Linked DNA regions of Homo sapiens: region 1 is linked to region 2. Evidence: chromatin loops called from intact Hi-C (ENCODE). Cell type or tissue: chondrocyte. All regions are shown on one strand.

The links. Hi-C counts contacts between places; a loop is a spot of excess contacts. Peaks named below come from ENCODE experiments on the same cell type or tissue, not always from the same donor. Only the 100,000 strongest peaks of a DNase experiment are listed, where the experiment ranks them.
Region 1: it touches region 2 in a loop (2.2-fold over the local background); 2 of 110 quality-filtered maps call a loop at or near these places.

Annotation. Positions count from the first base shown.
Region 1 is chrX:101,684,363-101,692,362 of GRCh38, reverse strand. It overlaps the pseudogene LOC100420247 and the pseudogene RNU6-587P. Among named protein-coding and RNA genes, the nearest start is that of ARMCX2, 29 kb to the right of the region's middle. In chondrocyte, no CTCF peak of the experiment used is centred here; no DNase peak of the experiment used is centred here.
Region 2 is chrX:101,734,099-101,742,098 of GRCh38, reverse strand. No RefSeq gene overlaps it. Among named protein-coding and RNA genes, the nearest start is that of ARMCX2, 78 kb to the right of the region's middle. In chondrocyte, no CTCF peak of the experiment used is centred here; a DNase peak (open chromatin) is centred at 3,008.

The DNA of each region.
Region 1 (8,000 bases), 50 kb after region 2:
TCAATAAAAGAAGGAAGAAAATCTGTTAGCTGATAGGATTGCCAGATAAACTACAGAGTTCCAAATATTGCATGAGACGTACACTAAAAAATTATTTGTTTTTTACTTGAAATTCAAATTTAACTGGTGTTCTGTATCTTTATTTGCTAAATCTGGTACCATATATGAGTGACAGAGAAGGAAGATTGTATGATCCTATGCATATTTTGATAGGTCAATGTCCTTTTTCTTGGGCAATTCCAGTGATTGAGTAACTGAAAAAATTACCATTTTGAATAATGAGAAATAAGCAGTGATGGAAAGAATGACCTTTAGTGTTCATGCATGATTTGTTTTATGAGGTTAGAAGTTTACGTCTGTTTTCTTTTAGAACAGGGACAATGGTAAGGCCTTTTATGACATCATTGTGTTTATTTAAAAAAAAAAGTTCCTTCCTTTATTCCTGTCTTTATCTACTGAGGCAATGAAAGAATGGAAGTAAGTAAAACATACTAACATAATTTAAAGAAGTTGAGGTAATTTTTTGAGTGGTTTTGGTTACACAGAGGAAGGATTTCTTCATGGAAGGGATATTTAATACTAAAATGTTTAAGTCACTTGTCCTCCTAACTTTGTGGCTCTTTGAAGAATGATAGAAATGTGAATGAATGATACACTCTATATTCTTTTTTAAAAAATATAATATGGAATGCTTCACAAATTTGTATGTCATTCCTGCACAGGGTCCTGCTAATATTCTCTGCATCATTACAATTTTAGTATGTGTGCTGCCAAAGTGAACACCACTCTATATTCTTGACTGGAGTCATAACATATTTTTTCAAAGATTAAAGATATGTTCTGAACCACAGCTTATTTTTATAATGCTGATTAACTTTTAAAATAATTTATTTTATATTGAAAGGGAAAAATTATGAAATACTCTATATAGTACAACTGTAAATTTCTGAAATAAGGATGCGTGTTTGTAAAAGAAATATTTTATACTTATTAGTAGCAGCATTTCATTGGTGAACTTCTAATTGATCTTTTATTTACTTGTAACTTCTTTGTTACTCCTATCCAAGATAGAAATGTAGAGACTGCAATAGGTTTTTGATATTCAGTCTAAGTGTGTTAAATATTTAGTCCAGCTGGGCATGGTGGCTCACTCCTGTAATCCCAACACTTTGGGAGGCTAAGCGGGCAGATTGCCTGAGCCCAGGAGTTCAAGACCAGCCTGGGCAACATGGCAAAACCCTGTCTCTACAAACAATAAAAAAATTAGCCAAGCATGATGGTGGCATTCCTGTAGGCCCAGCTACCTGGGAGGCTGAGGTGGGAAGACGGCTTCAGCCCGGGAGGTCGCGGCTGCAGTGAGCCATGATGGCGCCACTACACTCCAGCCTGGGCAACAGAGTGAGACCTCTCTCTCTCTCTCCTCTCTCTCTCTCTCTCTCTCCGTGTATATATACATATGTATGTATAATATTTATGTATATATACATATATATAATATTTATGTATATATACATATATATAATATTTATGTATATATATATAAAATATTTAGTCCTTTCAGAATTTCATACCTAACTGAGTCACTGAAATCACTGAGCTCAAATAATTTCCACATACTTTTCATTAACCTTTCAAGTTTCATCCAGAGAAGACTAAAAGAAGTGTTATCCATTTAATCTGGAAATCAATTAAATTTCCAAACCATTTAGAAAATAAAGTCCTACACAACAAATAGATGTCTAGAGACCCTAACTTGTCAAGAAAAGAGAGAGAGCAACAGAGACCAGAGATGACACTACTCTTCATTAAAACACATGAATTTTGCACTAAGGGACACAAACTGCCCTCCTAGATTACCTCTAGTGTCGTATGATCATTTCCAATTTGTTCTGGCCACTAATGGTCAGCAGAGCATTCTGAATGGAATCCCCTACCTCCTTCCTAGAAGCTTCCTAACTCTCCTCTTTACCACAAGAGTCAGTACCAAGGACCAAGGATTTCATAAAGTAAACGAAGTCTTTGGAATCATCCAAGATGCAGCAGCTACCTGCTGTATGTGCTGAATCCACCCCTTAATAGCAAACCAAAACTAGATGCTCTCAGACTATTGGGTACATGAGAAGGAAGGGTACAGATCCACAATCTGGGTAGAAACTGCTTCTTTTCCAGCAGTTATTCTTCTGTCTAGGGGGCTCCTTCAACAGCCCAGAGCCCAGAGAGTTCCCCTTGGTAAAGTTCTGAAAAGTCTCAAGAAGGAAGGAAGAAATACCCAGTATGCTAGCATTGTATTAGAGAAGTGAAGGATGATGAAGAAAACTATTATTCATTCTCAAGCACTCTTCCTTGAACCCTGGAACGAGAAAGCCATTTCCTGTCCTGTTAGAGGTTGGAGTGTCATTTAATTTTGAAATGGAAATGATTATTGCAATGGAAATAATAGACTCAACCAGCAAAGAATATTCTAGTTAGCCCAACTGAAATGTTACTTATTCACAGTTTTGCCCTTGCATTTTAAGGAACAGATTTATTAATCCTGTTTTATCAGAACTATATTGACAGTGAAAATGTGACATGTGACCCTGGAGCCAAGAGACTGACTTTCTTCTTTAGCAACATGAGAACTTAAAATGCAACCAAGTGCTGACCTTCAAAATAATTCCCTCTAAAAGAAGCCATGCACTTCTGTTGTCATTGCTTTAAAAACACCGGGAATTGCTTTCAGAACTGGTTCCGAAGTTGTACAAGCAAAATAAAACAACAACCAAAACAAATTAGTATCCTGCCTATATAGATCTATCTCACAGAACAACTATAAAAATTTTTTATCTGAATCTTCCATTTAAAGAGAATGTTACAATAATACTCACATTAAACAGATAAAAGGGAAAGTACTTTGGAGAAAGCTGTGCTGGTTGATGTCCAGACTCCTACCAACCTGCTTTCCCCTCAAGCTCTACGAAGGTCCATTAGAAATTTTCTTGGAAGCCAATCTGAAAGGCACCGCTTTGTGTGACTATTGCTGTTGATTTTAAAATGTTACTTAAGAGAGAGAAGGTTCTACCAAAATGCAATGTTCACAAACTTGTGTGTACAAGCTTTTCTCATACTCAGGTGTGCAAAAGTATCATTTCTTTCTTTTAGGAATCTACTTTAATGAGCAAGAAATGTAACTTTTGAACTAATTCAACCTAATTTCTATTTTGAGCCTATCACTCCCCTGGGGCAGCAAAAATCTAGTTCCCATAAAGTTTGGGTTTTTCCTTTCAGCAGGTTTGTGTTTAAAGTCCAGTGCAAAAAGGGGAGGGGAGCAAAGATATTGGGTGGTGGTGGACATGTAGTCCTAGAGTAATAAGTCACACAGGTGTAGGTCATTGGCCCTTGGAGATGGCTGCTGAAAGTCCCTCATTCCTGTCTGGTGGCCCCTTCAACTCCAAAACCTCTCTCAACTATTTCCTCTGTAGGTTTAGGCACAGGACCTAATCCACCTTGACACAACCTGCATTCACTTCCTCTCTGGACTCTTGGCTGTCATCATTTCCTCTCCTTCTCTCCTCTCACCACTGAGGTTGGGGAGAGTTTTTCTCTAATCAGGGGGAAATCGTTCTCTTTGTTATTCTTGTTTGCTTCAGAGGCTTCTAGAATAATGGGCTCAGGTTTTTATAAAAACACAAAGACCAGGAAACCTTGCTACAAACCTTCACTGAAGCACAGATATCTGTTTGAATAACAGGAAGGCAGAAGAGTGATATACCGAGAAAAGCAACAAGAACAACAAGTTAATATCTCAAAAATACTATTTCACATACAGCTAAGGTAGAAGAAAGGATGCAAAATTATGTATGTGTCATTAACATCAGTGAGGGGGCATCTAATTCAGTAGCACAGCCCTTGGATCAGGCCTGGCAAATAATCACTGTGACATCATAAAAGGAAAGGGTTTTTCATTTGTGAAACCTCAAGAGCCCTGTTCTTACATACACCACAGTGCAAGGAGATTACTAGGACAAGTAAAGAGGTTGCAGAGTAGGATGGAGAGCCTAGTTGAGCCTGGCGCTCATTAATGTGGAAATAAAGCCTCTGAGCACCCTGTCACCAGGATTTCTCCAGTGGCCGCAAGAGCAGGCACAGCAGCAGCAGGGGCTGGGAGCTCCTTGAAGCAGCAGAGAAAATTGATCCAGGGCTGCAGAGTGACAAATGGATGTGAATTAAAATGACAAGTCCAGGAAATTGAAGGGGCTATTGAGAGGGACATTATCCACAAGTCCAGACTGAGTCAAGATTAAAGCAAGATAGGAAGTACCTGATAGTCTGGGAGAATAGGCCGGCTTGTTAGTTTAATGAGAGAATATATTGGGGAAAGGTGTTTAGATATAAAGAGATAAGTTGAAGTATTTTTCCTTATAGAGTAACTGTGGCATCTAGGGCCTTTGGGTAATATAAATTAAGAGAGAGACTGTTGGCAAGTAAATTCTTTTTACTGTTAGCATAACATCCTTCCCTGCTACAGGAGTGAGGTCAACTCCCAATCCCGGCTGCCTCAGAAAGGGGTTATCATAAATACCCTATTAAACCTATCCTTGTCAGTTCCACTGCCAAGAATTCTGTCCCCACTATAGCCACACAAATGATCGAGTGAGGTGAGAATGGGAAGAGTGAACAGAATATTATCAGGAAACACTAAATAATTTAGTTATTGCTACAACCTTTACCCTTTATCCTTGGTGTGTAGGAATTAGGGTCTCTGATCCTTTCTTTTTTAGGGAATAGCTATCTTACATTTTATCTTCTGTATAACCCTGACAATGTAGAGACTCTGGTCGCTTGGCCGTATATAAGTTACTGGATATTTTCTATGTAGTCACTATAATAGCTAATATTTATATGGGACTAACTGTATGGCAGGGTCTGTTCTAAGTGTTTTCCACACATTAACATATGTAATCCTCACACCAACCCCCTGAGGTACATTCTGCCATAATCTCACCATCACTGATGAAAAAGCTGATACACTTTGAGGTTAGCTAACTTATCTAACATTGCATAGGCAGTAAATGGTAGTTGTGGGATTTGAAAAATAAGGAGGCAGACAGATGGGCAGGCAAACAGACACTCAGGCGAGAAGTATGGCTCCAGAATCCACACGCTGAACCACTTCACCCTTGCTACCTATGTACTTGACTATCAGAAGGGATATAACTAACTCCAAAGCCCGAGGCATGTTTATATAACAGAAATATCCAACTCCTTTAACTGGGAAGTAAAGAAACAAAGGAATGTCTTAAGCAGATGATTGGCCAATCAAAACTATCCAGCTTTAAATGCCAGCCAATAAGACAGGGAGCAAAGTTAGAAAAGCTTTCCCCCTCAGAGTTCACTGCCAAAACCATTTTAATAGCAGTCTCCCACACAATAATATTCCACCCCAAATTATAACTCAAAAGTGCTAAAAACATATTCTTTAACCAAGATGTTAGAGATTTAGCCAGAAATAGTTTTATGTGGCTAGGTTAGTGTGAAATGGTTTGGCTAAGCCAGATGCTGTTAAGTAGATATCTGTAGAGCTGGGCAGAGCCATTTGCATGGGAAGAGGGTAGGTGCTACAAGGCAGGGCATGTAGTAAGTGCTTAGTAGCCAGTGCTTTATGCAAACACAAGTAGCCTTGGTTTTTTAAAGGAAGGCTTGGCTTCCCTTAAAAATCGTTTAGAACTCTTACAGAAAGAGACGAGGAAGAAGAGTAAGAAAAAGAAAATGTGGGCAAGTTCAGCACCAAGTTGGAACCTGAGAAGGACTTAAAAAAATAAGAGAAAGGGCAGAAAAAGAGGGGAAAGTCACTTTTTATATTATATACTTCTGCATTGTTGAATTTTTACCACACAGATTACTTTTGTAATCGGAAACAGTAACAGAGGAAAAAAATGTTTTTTTAAAGGGAGACTTTTAAAAAAGCAATAGAGAAAGATTGCCAGTATAAATTGAGTTTCTCTTGAAGTTTTTTCCAACTATAATACCAATGCCAAACCAAACACTATGTTTTACATTCTGAATACAGCTTGGTAAGGGCAGGAGGAAGATTTAACATTCCCAGTTTGGTTCCCTGCACCACTCCTTCTTTCCTGCCCCCTCTCTGCCTCCTATTTCCAAGTTTCAGATTGATTGCCTTTTCTGCAGTGCCTGTTTCTCAGTGTGAGCTAGCTTGGGAGAGGGAATTCAAGCAGCCACAGGATATGGAGCTAAGTGAATACATGAGCTCCTATAACATTCCAGAGAGACTACCAGCTTTGTCTGCCCCTGTGGATCCTATCACAGGGCATGCCATTGTGTATACAAGTTCCCCAAGAGTTCTGAGAGGAAAGTGCTAGACTGACAGCCCCACTAACTAAAACACCTTAAGTTTTGGAGAGGATGTAAAACTTCAATGAAACACCCATTTTAAGAATAGGAAAAAATGGAAGACGGGTTCTCAGTGACAGAAACTTAAGCAAAAATCATTAAAAATAAAACTGGGCTAAATCACACTAATTTGTCCAAATGAGTTTCATAAGTAAATTATGTTGAACAACCTTTAAAGAAGAATTAATACCAATTCTAGAAAATAGAAAAGGAGGGAACACTTTCATTTTATAAAGCTAGTAGTACCCTGGTACCAAAGCCAGTACAAAGACAGTACCAAAAAAAAATAAAACCTACAGATCAACAACCCCCATAAATATAAGCACAAAAATACTTCAAAAATTGTAGCAAATAGAATTAAGCAATATATAAAAAGAATTATATACCCTGATTAAGTTTGGTTATGTTCCATGAATGCAAGGCTGTTTCAACATTTAAAAACCAACCAATGTAATCCATCCAGCATATAAATAGTCCAAAAAAAATATTATCATATCAACCGACAAAGATAAAGAATTTTATCAAATCCAACACCCATTCATGATTAAAAACTCTCATCAAGCTAGGAATATAGATGGAATGTCCTCAACTTGATAAAAGAGCATCTGCAAAAGATCTACAACTAACATTGTACGCAAAGGTGAAAGACTAAATTTTTTCCCCCGGGATCAGGAGCAAGGCAAGGATTTTTGCTCCCACTACTCATATTCAACATAGTGCTGGAACTTTTAGCCATTGCAATGAAGCAAAAAGAGGAAATAAAAGGTATTTAGATCAGAAAGGAAGAAATAAAATTGTCACTACTTACAGATGACTTTATTGCCTACATAAAAAATTCCAAAGAAATTACATTGTGTTCTCTTTCACCCTCACACAAATTTTCCAAGTATATTTCAAGGAATAACATGTGAAAAAAAAGCAAAAACATTGTTTGCTAACATGTAAAGAATTTACAAAAGTGTATCATTGTGCTACTTACAAAATGTGAAAAGGGTTGTTTCTCTTGACTCTGGCATCAGGCTACAGCCTCAAAGGAGTTCATGCTAGGATAAGAAGAAATTGAGGTAATAAGAAGCCATCCTGTCTCACCAAATTGTACACTGAGAATTATAGAAGACTGTGACGCTCTCTGTTCATCAGGGAACATCCTAGGGATTGAGAGCATGTATCTGGAGGGGACGTATAGTCTGAGTTTCAGTTCCGGCCTTGCCACTTATAATAAGCTCATGCTGCAGACAAACCCCTTCAGCCTCCATTACCTCTTTGGTAAAATGAGCATAATAGGGGTACCTACCCCATAAGCTTGTGGTGATAATTAATTTACACATGTAACGTACTTACAATTCCTGTCACATTATAAAGAGTATGTACAGTAAAGGTTATTTACCAAAACTATACAAAATGAGAAGTTTTAGGTAGACAATGACAAAAATATGCAGAGGCAGAGGCAAGGAAATCTGCTGTATCTTTATGTTGTCTGCTTTTATGCCTGATGGTGTGGAGATCATTGGTTCTGTGAATGAAACCAGAGCCAGCTATTAAATGCCAAGAGGCAATAATGAAGTACATGTCCTTTTCCCTTTTAGTCCATTATTTGTTCTCTTCTTCTG
Region 2 (8,000 bases):
GGACTGTTTTCTCACAACTCGGAGTAATTTGGAAAGTTGAGTGGGGTTACCTCAGGCTTTCTCCGGCCATCATATGAAATGAAGCCATCTCTGTTCTACTCTACCCATATTATGATGACACATAGAATTCTTGTGAAGCTATGGTGTCCCAGGTATTAAGACAAAAAGAGGATAAAACCCATATGTGAGGGGGCAGGGAATGTATCAAGTAATATTTCATCTAGTCACATTTCCTACCCCTAGAAAAGCCTCGTTCCCTCACAAAGAAAATGTACTTCTCATCTTAGGTATCACCCCCTCCAAGAAAGTAAGACTAATTATTTTCCAAAATTTGTCTAGAAGAGTAATGTCCATACTCAAATCAGCAAATAGGTGCTATCTTCCCCAGGATCTTCTTTTGTCAGGTGAATAAGGCTAGTTACTGGGTAGATTTTTCACTTCTCTCATTTAAGGGTAGTTACTTGTTCTCCCTGGCCTAACGGCTATAAGACAAATCATTCTTATTTACTCCTCCCACCTAGGATTATATGATACAATATAAGTCCCTCACTCCTGAGGCTTAGATTCAGGCATAAATTGATTTAGCTCATGTTGGATTTGTTGAGCAAACCCTAAGGTGACTTAATTTACCCTTGATTAGCAAGATTAGGTTTTCCTCAAGAGGAAGAATGGGGCCCATAATGTATACTAAGATCAGTTATATAATAACGAAAAGATACATTTGTTTACCCACTGAATTTTATATCCTGAAAATTTATACCCACTACAAAACCAATAAAAGTTACTTTTAAAAGATTATAAAACAGTTTGTACTGTATGATTTCAAACACTTTGAAAAATGTATATACATAGAAAATGATTTGGAGGGTATAATCTCAATTTTACTTGCTGGTGACTCTCAAAAACTAATTCATCTAATAATTCATTACTTCAAGAAATATTTATCATGCTTTATTAGGTATCAGACACTGGAAATCCAATTCCATAGCTTCATCCCACAACATATTTCTCTTAAATTCCAGATTCACATAGAAAACTGCCTACTTACACATGCTTATTTGAGGAAGATAAATATAACTAACCAAATGAATGTCTATGATCTCATTCAGACTATACTCAACAAGTTTAGACCACCCTGGCCTTGAATCCTCGCAGCTTACCATGTAAAAGGGGAGCCATGTGGCAATTGGCAAGAGCTTGGGCTTTTAAGTCAGACACAACTATGTTAGAACTCCTGCTCTGCCTCTTATTAACTGTAATCTTGGAAAATGTAATTAACTCCACTGAGCCTCACAGAGCACACTTAGTGAAAATATGAGTAATAAAAGAGACCTCACAGAGCATACCTAGTGAAAATATGAGTAATAAAAGAGACCCTGATATATACTTGCAGGATTTTTAAGCATTTAAAGTAAAAACGTTGGTTACATGCCTAACAGAGTTTCTGGCCTGTACTAGGCACTCAGCAAAAATTTTATTCCCATCCTGTCCCCTCCCTTCTGTAGCAGAGGTGGTATTACCATAATGAAACTGTGAAATTATGTGATAAAAAGCATTTGGAACTGCTACAGAGAAGAAAAAACAATATGCATTTACATTATGTCAGAAATACAGTGCATTCTTTATTATATTTAGCCAAACCAAATGAAATTGCTGACATTTAATCATTTTTTACTTACAAAAACAAGAATTTGATATGTTTCAATCTAATAGAACGATTTGCATGTTGAGTTCAAAGAGGAAGACAGACTTCATCTTTATTCTACTGACTTTTTTCCCTTCTCCTCCTTTTGAATCTCAAGGTAAGCATCAGGCAAACACATAATGTGGGTGTCTATGCTACCCTGTTAGCCCCAGAAAGACTATGGAAGCACAAAGCTACAAAGCAAATCACTCCACGATGCTGGAGCGAAAGTCAGGGTTACTTTCTGGGTCCCAAGAATGTAGACATCACTGATGACAGGACCTTGAACAAGTCATTTCCCTTTTGTTTGCCAATTGATCACTGGGATTAAATTAGGGAGCCTGCCCACCATTCCTGGAATGTTGTAAAGACCCATGAGACTCCCCATAGAGCAAACATTCTGGGTTCTTGGCTGGGGAGATCTGTTAAAGCCAATGAATTATTTTAACATAAATTAATTTGCAGGAATAACAGAACACTACATATTAGGCACACAAGTGTCAATTATTTATGAAATATCAAAAAGCACTTGTGAAACACAAATGACACCAAGATAGACAGGGATCCTTCCCTCTACAGAACTACGGAAACTCATGTGAACTGTGCCTGCCAGTGTTCTATGAGCTTTCTACATGCTTTCTCCTTTAATACTTAAAGTAAGCCTATGAGGCAACATTTTTATTTCAATTTTTCAGGTGAAAAATCTTTTTTTTTTTTAAATAAAAAATTCTCTGCGGACTTCCGCAGTGTTTGTGTCCCTGGGTACTTGAGATTAGGGAGTGGTGATGACTCTTAACGACCATGCTACCTTCAAACATCTATTTAACAAAGCACATCTTGCACCGCCCTTAATCCATTTAACCCTGAGCTGACACAGCACATGTTTCAGAGAGCACGGGATTGGGGGTAAGGTTATAGATTAACAGCATCCCAAAGCAGAAGAATTTTTCTTAGTACAGAACAAAATGGAGTCTCCTATGTCTACTTCTTTCTACACAGACACAGTAACAATCTGATCTCTCTTTCTTTTCCCCACATTTCCCCCTTTTCTTTTCGACAAAACCGCCATTGTCATCATGGCCCGTTCTCCATGGTCGCTGTCTCTTCAGAGGTGTTGGGTACATCTGCAGAAAGGCTGTCACTTCACACTTGGAAGATTGCACAGCAGCCAGTCAGAGGCGCTCCTCACCTCCCAGACGGGGCGGCTGGGCAGAGGCACTCCTCACCTCCCAGATGGGGCGGCCGGGCAGAGGCGCTCCTCACTTCCCAGACGGGGTGGCAGCCAGGCAAAGACGCTCCTCACCTCCCAGATGGGGTGGCGGCCAGGCAGAGGTGCTCCTCACCTCCCAGACGGGGCGGCCGGGCACAGGCACGCCTCACTTCCCAGATGGGGCGGCCGGGCAGAGGCGCTCATCACTTCCCAGACGGGGCGGCCAGGCAGAGGTGCTCCTCACTTCCTAGACGGGGCGGCCGGGCAGAGGGGCTCCTCACATCCTAGACAATGGGCGGCCAGGCAGAGACGCTCCTCACTTCCTAGATGGGGTGGCGGCCGGGCAGAGGCTGTAATCTTAGCACTTTGGGAGGCCAAGGCAGGTGGCTGGGAGGTGGAGGTTGTAGCGAGCCGAGATCATGCCACTGCACTCCAGCCTGGGCAACATTGAGCATTGAGTGAGCGAGACTCCGTCTGCAATCCCAGCACCTTGGGAGGCCGAGGCGGGCAGATCACTCGAGGTCAGGAGCTGGAGACCAGCCCAGTCAACACGGCAAAACCCCGTCTCCACCAAAAATAGAAAAACCAGTCAGGTGTGGCAGCGCGTGCCTGCAATCCCAGGCACTCGGCAGGCCGAGGCAGGAGAATCACAGGAGCCCAAGGCAGGGAGGTTGCAGCGAGCTGAGATCACGGCAGTACAGTCCAGCCTCGGCAACAGAGGGAGACCGAAGAAGAGAGAGGGAGAGGGAGGGGGAGGGGGAGGGGGAGGGGGAGGGGGAGGGGAGGGGAGGGGAGAGGGAGGGGAGGGGAGGGGAGGGGAGGGGGAGGGGGAGGAGGAGGGAGAATTCTTATACTTTATTAGTTGACTCTCACAGGATGTAAGTTGAAAAGCCCAGAATTCACATCCATCCTTGTTATTTCCCCAATCTGTGCTCTTTCTTTTCCAGGGCTTTGCCATGTACCTAGTCAAGTTCCTGGAGTGTCCAGTCCTAGAAGCATGGCATGTCTGTTATCACCACCACCAAGAAACCAAGAAACATTGAGTGAGTGCTTGTGGGTGTATGACAAAGCATGGTCAGAGGGAACAATCTGAGCAAAGACATAGAATTCAAGAGGATGCTTGGCCTGCTTGAGAACTGAAACAGGGCTGCTGGGGCTGAACACAATGCAGAAATAACTTCCTTGGTCCAGGGTGATCCCACCACTCAAAAACCCAACTCTATCACAGGCAACAATATAGCACAACCAGAAGCCAAATGAGTTGTAAAAAATATTTGATGCTTGGTGTTCTTCACTATCAGTTACACGCTCATAATTAGTTCAAATTGAAAAAGGACATTTTAATAGAAATATAACTAAGTATGGGTCAGATGCTCCATTGGGTGCTTATCTTTGTTGCTGTCCTCTAGCTCAAATTGCAGACTGAATTTTCTCATAGAATTGTAGAACACATCCTTGTTCTTCATCAAGCTCCCCTGCATTAATAATGAGCTATGAGATGAAAGCCTCATTATTGCGGGGGTGCATATTGCTTCAGCTGTCCAGAACAAGTCCTGCTGCTTATTTGTCTGTATGTGTGCACTTGGGAATGTTTGTGTGTGTGTGTTTCTGCCTAAAGCAGTTCCGTGTCTATTTCTTTGTTGTTGCCATGCTCTACAGGTTTCTCTCTTGTTCTTTAATTCAGGTCTTTGTCAAAGAAATTAAGACAACAATTGAAGTGGATGTGGAAAATCATGCTTGGCCTGGCTTCCTTGGCAGTTCTATATAATATGGCCATGATGTCAATCTTTACTGACTGAGTAGCGGACCCATGGAATGTTAATGGCTGTTATAGCGACAAGCTAAGGACATTTGGCAGATGGCACATAAAATTCTAGAGATAAAATTTCAGGAACAAAAGGGAGAGCTTTAAAGCTAAGATAGTGGAGTTTCCAAGCAGCCAATATTTTTGAATTCTGACTCTCCGTTTAAAAAGAATGGGGTGTTTCTTTATTACTTTTTCATTATCCATTATCCAGGGTATTCCCTGTGATTCATTCATTTATCTCTTTATTCATTCTCATATTATTCCTATTCCTAGTAGTATCTAGTGTTCAGTACTTTTCATCGAAGGTCCTGCTGAAATTTTGCTGAACAGTTTAAGTTGCTACAACATCCCTTGTATACTGCTATCATTTGTCCTTACCAAATGGAAGAAAAGAGTCCAAAGTATAAAATGGTCACTGAAAGAAAGAGGCCTTTTCATTCCCTTATTTCCTTTTCAAACTCACTCTTACAAACAACTCCTCAGAGCAATCTTGGCAGTCAGAGACATTGTATGCAGACGTTAAGGCCTAGACCCATCACCTGTCCCTGCTGTGACTCATAATATAAACATAGACCCTCTGTGTAGCTTGTTTCCTAGAATTTTAAAACATAACCCACAGCTGATGTCTTCCCTTCTGAGAGGCCCTTTCATGAGGTGGGCCAAAGAGCCCATGGTCCAGCCAAGCCTTGCATGGTTTTTAATCTTGAGAGCCTTCACAAACTTATCTTTCTCCAAATGTATTAGTACAATCTGAACCACCATCTTTCCTGGATCCCTACAGAGTCACTTACCCCATCATCGATTTCGTTTCTGCCACAAAGATCCCACCTCTTCTCCTAACCCTCATCTAGTAAAGCTTTCCTGTCTCCTGGACGTATGGATTCTGTTGAGTAGTTCTCAGGGCTCAGTCATCCATATCTGTGAATTAGGTGCTGCTTGACAAAATGACAAAATGTTCAGATTCAGTGGCCTCTTTCCCAGATTTGCTACTGTGTGTTTTTGTTTGCTTGCTTTTAAAATATTCTTCAGAGGCCAGGCACGGTGGCTCACGCCTGTAATCCCAGCACTTTGCGGGGCCGAGGCAGGCAGATCATGAGGTCAAGAGATCAAGACCATCCTGGCCAACTTGGTGAAACCCCATCTCTACTAAAAATACAAAAATTAGCCTGGCATGGTGGCAGGCGCCTGTAATGCCAGCTACTCAGGAGGCTGAGGGAGGAGAATCGCTGGAACCCGGGAGGCAGAGGTTGCAGTGAGCCGAGATCGCACCACTGCACCCCAACCTGGCGACAGAGTGAGACTCTGTCTCAATAAATAAATAAATACAAATAAAATAATAAAATAAAATATTATTTAGAAAGAGGCTGGGCATGGTGGCTCACGCCTGTAATCCCAGCTCTTGGGGAAGCTGAGGACCAGTGGATCACCTGAGGTCAGGCGTTCGAGACCAGCCTGGCCAAGATGATGAAACCCTACCTCTACTAAAAATACAAAAACTAGCCAGGTGTGCTGGTGTGTGCCTGTAATCCCAGCTACTCGGGAGGCTGGGACAGGCGGATTGCTTGAACCTGGGAAGTGGAGGTTGCAGTGAGCTGAGATCGCACCACTGCACTCCAGCCTGGACAACAGAGTGAGCCTCCATCTCAAAAAAAAAAAAAGGAGGATTGTATAAATCTATTAAACTATTGTCCCTAAGAAAACTGTAGCTCATTGCGAATGAAAACCCCACCCAGTTCTCAGCTTTGTGTAAACAGTTCCAGAAAAATATAGAGTGGACAAAAAGAACAGAAGACCTAACAAAGAATTTAATAATTTGGCAGGCTGGCCAGGGAGTGGGCCTTCTGAAAGAATTACACTGGTTGTTCCATATCCATTTTGACCATCTAGCCCAGGAGTTGTCAAACTTTTTTCAGTCAAGAAACAGACAGTAAATATTTTGGTCTTTTGGGGTCATGTAGTCTTTGTCTCAACTATTCAACTCTGTTGTTGTAGTCCAAGAACAGCCAGAGACCAAATATAAATGAGTGGGTGTGGGTATATTCCAATAAAGCTTTATGTACAAAATCAGAGGATAGATTGGATTTGGCTCAGAGGCCATATTACAAATCCCTGATCTAGTAGATGGTATAGTCCGTACAAAAATTGAACCGTGAGTAAAGGAAGGACTTGAAAGCACATGTACTTGTATATCAAAGCAATCAATATTCAAATCCTAAGTGTTGATTGAACTATGAGATGTTATTCCTTAATTCAGCACCTCTCACTCGTTGATTCATGTTATACATGGACCCTTACCACTGGTTAGCGCTCAGCATTTTTTATTGGATTTGATGCTGAGGTTTTATGGGTACCTCTAAATCACTACAACATCTCTTGGAAGCTGGAATCATTATCTCTTCACAAGTGGAAAGGGCTCAGGACCCTAAAAGGTAACAGGGAAAAAAAGAGCTTTTATTTATTAACTCTTGGCACCACTATTACAAATAACTAGCATAGTAAACAGCATTCAGAAGTAATATTCCAGACCAGCCACCTATTTCTACTGCTACTGCAAAATACAAACATAAATAACCCCAGGATTCATTTTCTAGTTGGGAGTATTCTTGACTTTTTTAACCTATAAAGGTGGCTAATATTATGTTAGTGTTAGAATAAAACCTCAAATTTTGAATGTCATATAAAGAATGAAATAAGAGATAATAATGATAAAATTTTATTTTGCTTCCTTCCTAAATTAATTCCAAGATTTACCTAATCATAATACTATAATTTTTGCTTTTAAGGAATCCTACCTTCTACATTTAAACACACTGGCCACTACTTACATACATATTGTGTAGATTTTACTTGTTTGCCTTTTTACTTCAAAGTTAAAGTTAAAAGAAGAGGGTTTGCTTTATCATGAGAGAATGTTATCAGCTTACATTTTCTGCTTATGTAGATCTTATTTTATTCTTGAGTATCCACTGATTAATTTTCAGCCTGATACATTGCCTGTGATGGGACAGTTGGATACATAGTTCTCTTAGATATTTTGCCCTCATTTTCTGGAGTTGGACATAAGGTCTGGAGTGCAGTGTCTTATATAGTATGAGAATGTTGTTAGGGGAAGCATTCTGGTATCCAAATCTCTTGTCCAAGAAGGAATCTGCTGAGATATCCCATATGTTGCTTGATCATCTGTTTATACCAGTGCATGGTATTCCATGGGTATTGGAATTAATCATCAGTAATACACAGTCCTTTGCAACAAAGTTGGACCTACTGTCTCTGTACCAGGCTTTTTCTGATTACCTAGT